2 separate regions of the Mus musculus genome follow, and region 2 is linked to region 1. The links are chromatin loops, found by intact Hi-C in ENCODE. Cell type or tissue: left cerebral cortex. All regions are shown on one strand. Each heading gives the region's core, and the rest is flanking DNA. Links, peaks and the distances in the headings are about the cores only. Region 1 overlaps 2310016D23Rik (a long non-coding RNA gene). Region 2 has its middle 18 kb from the start of Gm38137.

Region 1 (2,921 bases), core at 187-2,686:
TTTTTTCCTTAGAAAGACCTACATTTAATTAAGGCTGGCTTACAGGTTCAGAGGTTCAGTCCATCATCATCAAGGTAGGAGCATGGCAGCATCTCGGCAGGCATGATGCAGGCAGAACTGAGAGTTCTACATCTTCTTCTGAAGGCTGCTAATGGAAGACTCCCCAACTGGTTCTTGATTGATCAATAAAGATACCAGCAACCAATGACTGAGGACAGGGCAGGACACTTAGAGTTTCCTGGGACGAAGATGCAGGGAGAATAGGGATGACAGGAGTGGGGTGGGGTGAGAGGTGAGGGGTGGAGGAGGGGTGTGAGAGGGGAGAAGGAGGCAGTAGTGACAGGAGATAAAGCCAACCAGCTATGTGCATTTTCAGTTGGAGTAGCCAATAGTCACTCTATCCAATTATGCCTAGGGTGGCAGAGGAGGTTTAGTAGTGTCCAGTAATTGAGTTAGCAAAGGCATTTTTAAGATTAACTGGTGTGTGTGTGTGTGTGTGTGTGTGTGTGTGTGTTTTATCTGTGGATCCAAGGGAATCAGGGTAGGGGCTGGTAGTGTGGTCTGTCTGGAGCTTAAAGCAAGGTAGGAAAAACTACATGCCACAGAGTATAATCAATGTTCTAACAGTACCCAAGGCTATAAAAATAAAAACGAAATATCTTCCTTTTTCATGTCCCCTGTCTGCAATTCTATTATTTACAAGTTAACCATTTTTAAAATAGTTCCTATTTACCCCTGTAGTTCTCAATATATTTATATTCCTATTTCTTGATTTGTTAAACTTGACAAAATGGATTGACTCTCTACTATGGAAGGCGTCTACTACCTCTCACACTTCTGGAAAGATTTTAAGCACCAGAGGAACCTGGTCAAAAGTGTTGGAAGGACTCTTTGCTAGCACATGAAAGAAGTTGTGGCAGGCACTGCAGAAATGAGGCAAGGATTTGGTTTGGAGATTGGCTGATTGGGAAGGTACTCAGTTGAGGGAAAGGCTGGCTCACTCAAAGTTAGAGGGACACAAGTCACTCCTGAGTTCTGACTGCTGTGACGGTAGATGGTGTTTCACCCTGCAAGGTCAGGATGCACAGGAGAAAGCTGGTATCAGACAGAGGAAGGATGATGCACTTCATTTTGTTATTAATATGTTTGTGGGAATACAGCTACACATGCCTTATGGGGTGTTACAGAGGAGCAAGTCTAGGGAGGCATAGATCTCTGAGTCAGTCATCACTGTGAAGTTTATTATTTTACCCCTCTCATCCCTCTTTCCGTTTCTTTTTCCCTTGAACACCCACTGATTGTCTTGGATGAGCTTCATGCTGGCTAGGAAATACTAAGAGAACACTTAAATTTCTTCACCTCATGGAGCTTTTAAGTTGATGAAGATGATCAGCAGGCATGCACACACTCATGAATATATATGCAATTATAGACTATGGTAGGTGTTACAAAAAAAAGAGTTAGGTTTATGTGAGAGAGTAACAGTATGAACCAAATTTAGACCAAGGTGGTGGGTGGGAAACATATGGGCAGTGCAGCTTCTTTATGACAGACCTGCCGAAGCACAGGAGTGAGGGAGGCTGTGAGCAGAGGGTGTCAGCAAGGGGAGACGATGGGCAGGCTCAGTCCTAGTCTTTGTGATACTTGAGATAAAGAAAGATCAATGGAGATCCACTAAATAGACAAAAACATAAAACAACAAACTAGTAATATGTCTATTATCGTATATCAACAATATAATGTTCATGCAGAGTAAAAATACTGGCAAATTATAAATGACAAGTGAATATAAATATCACGCACATCCAGCCATCTGTTAATGGTAATGGAGCAATAGAGTTATGGAAGGTACAGTGTTCTGCTTCTTGAACTGGGTGCTGGTTACTACAGATTTTCTGAGCTATATACATTTGCTTTGTACTTTTCTGCATAGTTAACAAATGCTTAAAAGGTTTAAGATATACTTATGCCATAAATTTTATTTTTATTCAAGTATAAATAATATGTCACACTGCATGGAAATGCCATTATGAAACTCCTTTGTACAACTGATATATACCTAAAAAAAAAGTCCACAAGTCGATAGAAGAATTTGAAAATAAGACTTTAAACATATTTTTTGTATCTATGACTATAACATAGTGACATAGTTCTTTATCTCATCTTCTCTCAGGTGGCCAGAAAGAGTTTCTAGAGAAATGAGGTTATTTGAAGGTTAATCTTCTATACCATGCCATGCAAACATATTTTTGGAGGTTCTAATTCCCTGTGCTTGTTGAAGCCATTTTAATAATATATTTTTTTCCACACGTGCTTTCCTTTTGTGGAAAACTCATTTACTCTAAGTAAAAAAGGTATTTAAGTTTTTTGCTTTGTTTTGTTTTAAACACAGAACACCCGATTTGCTTCTTTTTGCAATAACTAGTAACTTCATATCAAACAGCTAGGGGTGAAACTAACATTGAGGTCACTTCATTTTCTGGCAAATTTGCAGTTTGTTCTGGAGCCTCTTAGTCTTTCATTTACCCCCTTTAGTGCAACCCACATCTGTCTAAGTTACATCTAATTGCTTTAATGGCATTTAGCTGGGCTTCTACCTATTTTTGGTTCGCCCTGCCAAGACAAATTACCATGAATCGACATCTATTTCTCACTCTCATGAAAGCTGGAGAGTCCAAGATACCTGTCTGGTAAGGGCTCACTCTCTGGACACCTTGGTATGTCCTCATATGGCAAAAAATGGAGAGAGAGAGAGAGAAAACACTGTTTGCCACATTGATGGGCTGGGGTTCAGTGCAGGAACTTCTAATAAAATGCCCAGATGTAGTATATAGCACCAACCATGTACTCAGAGAAGTTGCAGTTAAAAGTATTGAAAGTTCTACTTTCTGGTAGGCTTGTACCATTGAATATTTTATATA
Region 2 (2,921 bases), core at 214-2,713, 50 kb after region 1:
CATCCAACCAACCAACCAACAAACAAACAAACAGCAGCTCTCTGAATAAGCAGTAATGACCAGTGTTCAATACTGAAAGTACAGTAAAAGCACTCCGTTAAGTACTTTTAAACAGTAAGATCTGTGAATGTGTAGTTTACCCAATAAAGCTTTTATTTAGAAATAATGAAGCAATCCACTTGGCAGATGCTTCAGGTGAGATACTGAAGAGGGGTTTGAGTTACCATAAAACTGCCCATCATGGCTGAAATTGAAGTGGTGTGCAGGGAGGGGGGTGAGACATTTAGTCCTAAAGAAATAGTTTAAGTAGCATGTAGGTGGCCAAAAAAGGTATCGGTTGGGCCTTCTCTTTGGAATCTTAGAGATTTTAGCTTTGTCCTGTTACATTATTCACTTAACCCTATTCAAATCTCCCTGCAACATTCCTCACCAACCCACCACCTGCCAAAATGTTCTGGATTATTGAATGAAAGACAGACAGACAGACAGACAGAGTCTTCTATTTTAACATGCCTTAAACAATATAATGGCAGAGCCACTCTCAAATTTCATCTAGTAGCCAAGGCCTACACTCTGATACTCCTGAATTATTGCTTACTAAAATTATTCAATCTTTGCTACCCAGATCCACTCTGTCTTCCGAAGCTCTTACATGGCTGGCACCCTTCTTCCATGGCTCTCAAACCCTGGCATGATGATTCCAAATCCTTTTCCTAGTTTCCTTGTCCAGAAAATCTAGTCTCATCTCTATCTCCCTGCCCAGCAACTTTATTTACAAATTAGAATCAGTTGGGGCAAGGACCCTTAGCAGCTAACACTCGGGATTCTCATGTAATTTGGGAACCCATAAGGCAAGCATTAAATCAAATCCACAACATTGTCCTCCAACCCAAGAAAGCAGAAAGGAAATGCCAATGAACGAGTGAGGTGTAGTTTATAGTTTACCTGGAACCCCTCATCATTATTTAAAAGAATAAAACCCTAAATTTTGCATTAAAATTCTAAACTCTAACCATTAGAAATCCTTGGCATATGTTTTGTTTCTTTGTAACACATCTGAAAACAGACAGCAACCTGACCTGTGTGCTCAGGGCATAGTTGAGCCCGTGCTTTGGGGATCATCTTCTTTGATAAATTCTGAGCCTTAGTAAATGTAATACTGACTTTAGAAGCCATTAAAATACTAACCCTAGCTCTCTCTGCTTCTCTAAATTTTCTTACTTGACTGCTGTTAAAGTATGATGTGGTGTGGGCTTAGGCGCCTTCACTGCCAAACACCACCCAAGCAATTGTCTTGTGGGCGTGTCCCAGCTGGAGAAACATACTCGCCTTAGAAAACTCAGCAGCTCACTAGTTTTTGATGAGACTGTGAAAACCATGGCAAATGACTTACTTGAGGTCTATGAGATACGGGGGGGGGGGGGGGGGGGGGGGGGAGGGGGATTTCAGTGTGGACCTCATCACCTGCATGATTGTGTTCTTAGTTTTATTTTATTTTATTTTATTTTATTTTAAGATATTGAGCTAGAACAGCTCAGATGCTCCAAGGGGAACGGGAGACTATGACTCAGGACCATACCTTGCACTCTCCTGCTTGTGGCTCTGGCAACCTGAATGTGCTGCTCTAGATCATAAAAAGCATCTTGTTCAGAGAGCAGAGTGTGGGTGGTGGGTGGCTCACAGCCACTGTGGGAGCCAGCGGGCAAGGATGGATTAGAGACTACTTTGAGATCTCAGGAAATGGAAACCTAAGGACTCAAGAATTGTTTCTTCTTCAACCAGAGCCACACAGTAGTAAGCATTCAAATAGTTTTAAACATATAGGTCACTGACTTAAGAGTTCTGTGGTCATCTGACATCGTGAAACTACTCAGTTGAAATTGTAGTTCACAGAGAGAGGGATCCAAAGGTGAGGAGCGGGGTGGACACTGAGATATCAGGTCAGAGCAGGAGGTGGGATTCAGAACCTGAAGAACCTCAGGTGCTTTCTAAAAGGAGTTTGGACACCATCTTGTCGACAACAGGACACGCTGCAAGATTTCCAACCCAAGTTCATGGAGGACAGAATTGCTTTTTAAAGGATCACTCGGGTTTGCAGCAATGAGAAGTGGGAAGGATATACAGGATCGGAGACCAGTTAGGGATGGTCATGGCTTGAGTGTAATCATAGCTAATAGTTCCATCCTGGCTTGAGGATTGCGGCTTTAAGGAATTGTCTCTGAGCAGGGGCTCGGGAGGCTCAGTAGTCTGCTCTGTTTGCCTGCTGCCTGTCTGCTTACTAGAAAATATGCCTATGATCAGATTTGGGTCTCAAATTTCAGAGAGACAAGTTTGGATGATGGTTATGAACTTTACAAGAAAAAAAAGAGGCAAGAAAGAGGAATAAAGAATAGAGAATATGTTACCTGAAACAGAAGCATCAAGAGATCACTGCACAAGCCTTTCATCCCAGCATCAGGGAGGCAGAAGCAGGGGGATCGCATTGAGTTCAAGGCCAGCGTGGTCTACAAAAGCTCCAGGACAGCCAGGGCTACACAGAGAAACCCTGTCTTGAATCTTCCACCCACCCCTAGAAAGGATCATTTGCAAACTTGTTTTGTAAGAACTGCTGTAAGATTAGTGCCAGAATTTTCAAGCTGTGTAACTTCTTCAGTGATTATATTTATCTTGAAATACATTGTAAAGAGCTTAGATACTAAATAAACAGTCTCCTAGTGATCTCATGCATATGCATCATGCCAAAGGGGTGAAGGGTGATTGAACCTCATGAAGCAAGCCCGTCAGAAATCTTGTTTGACCTTGTGTCTGGAACAGGAGCCAATCCTAACTTTATATCCTAGAGAACTCTAGATTTTCTGTGAAAAATGCTCACTCTATGGGGGTGGTGGAGGAGATCAGGGCTGGAAGCCAGTTTATCCAAT

The links. Hi-C counts contacts between places; a loop is a spot of excess contacts. Peaks named below come from ENCODE experiments on the same cell type or tissue, not always from the same donor. Only the 100,000 strongest peaks of a DNase experiment are listed, where the experiment ranks them.
Region 2: it touches region 1 in a loop (7-fold over the local background); 2 of 42 quality-filtered maps call a loop at or near these places.

Annotation. Positions count from the first base shown.
Region 1 is chr1:60,794,494-60,797,414 of GRCm38, forward strand. The region is part of intron 1 of 2310016D23Rik (a long non-coding RNA gene); the gene reads left to right. Among named protein-coding and RNA genes, the nearest start is that of 2310016D23Rik, 17 kb to the left of the region's middle. In left cerebral cortex, for the core only: no CTCF peak of the experiment used is centred there; a DNase peak (open chromatin) is centred at 1,471; H3K27ac peaks cover 613 bases.
Region 2 is chr1:60,844,232-60,847,152 of GRCm38, forward strand. No RefSeq gene overlaps it. Among named protein-coding and RNA genes, the nearest start is that of Gm38137, 18 kb to the right of the region's middle. In left cerebral cortex, for the core only: no CTCF peak of the experiment used is centred there; DNase peaks (open chromatin) are centred at 1,304 and 1,640; H3K27ac peaks cover 2,085 bases.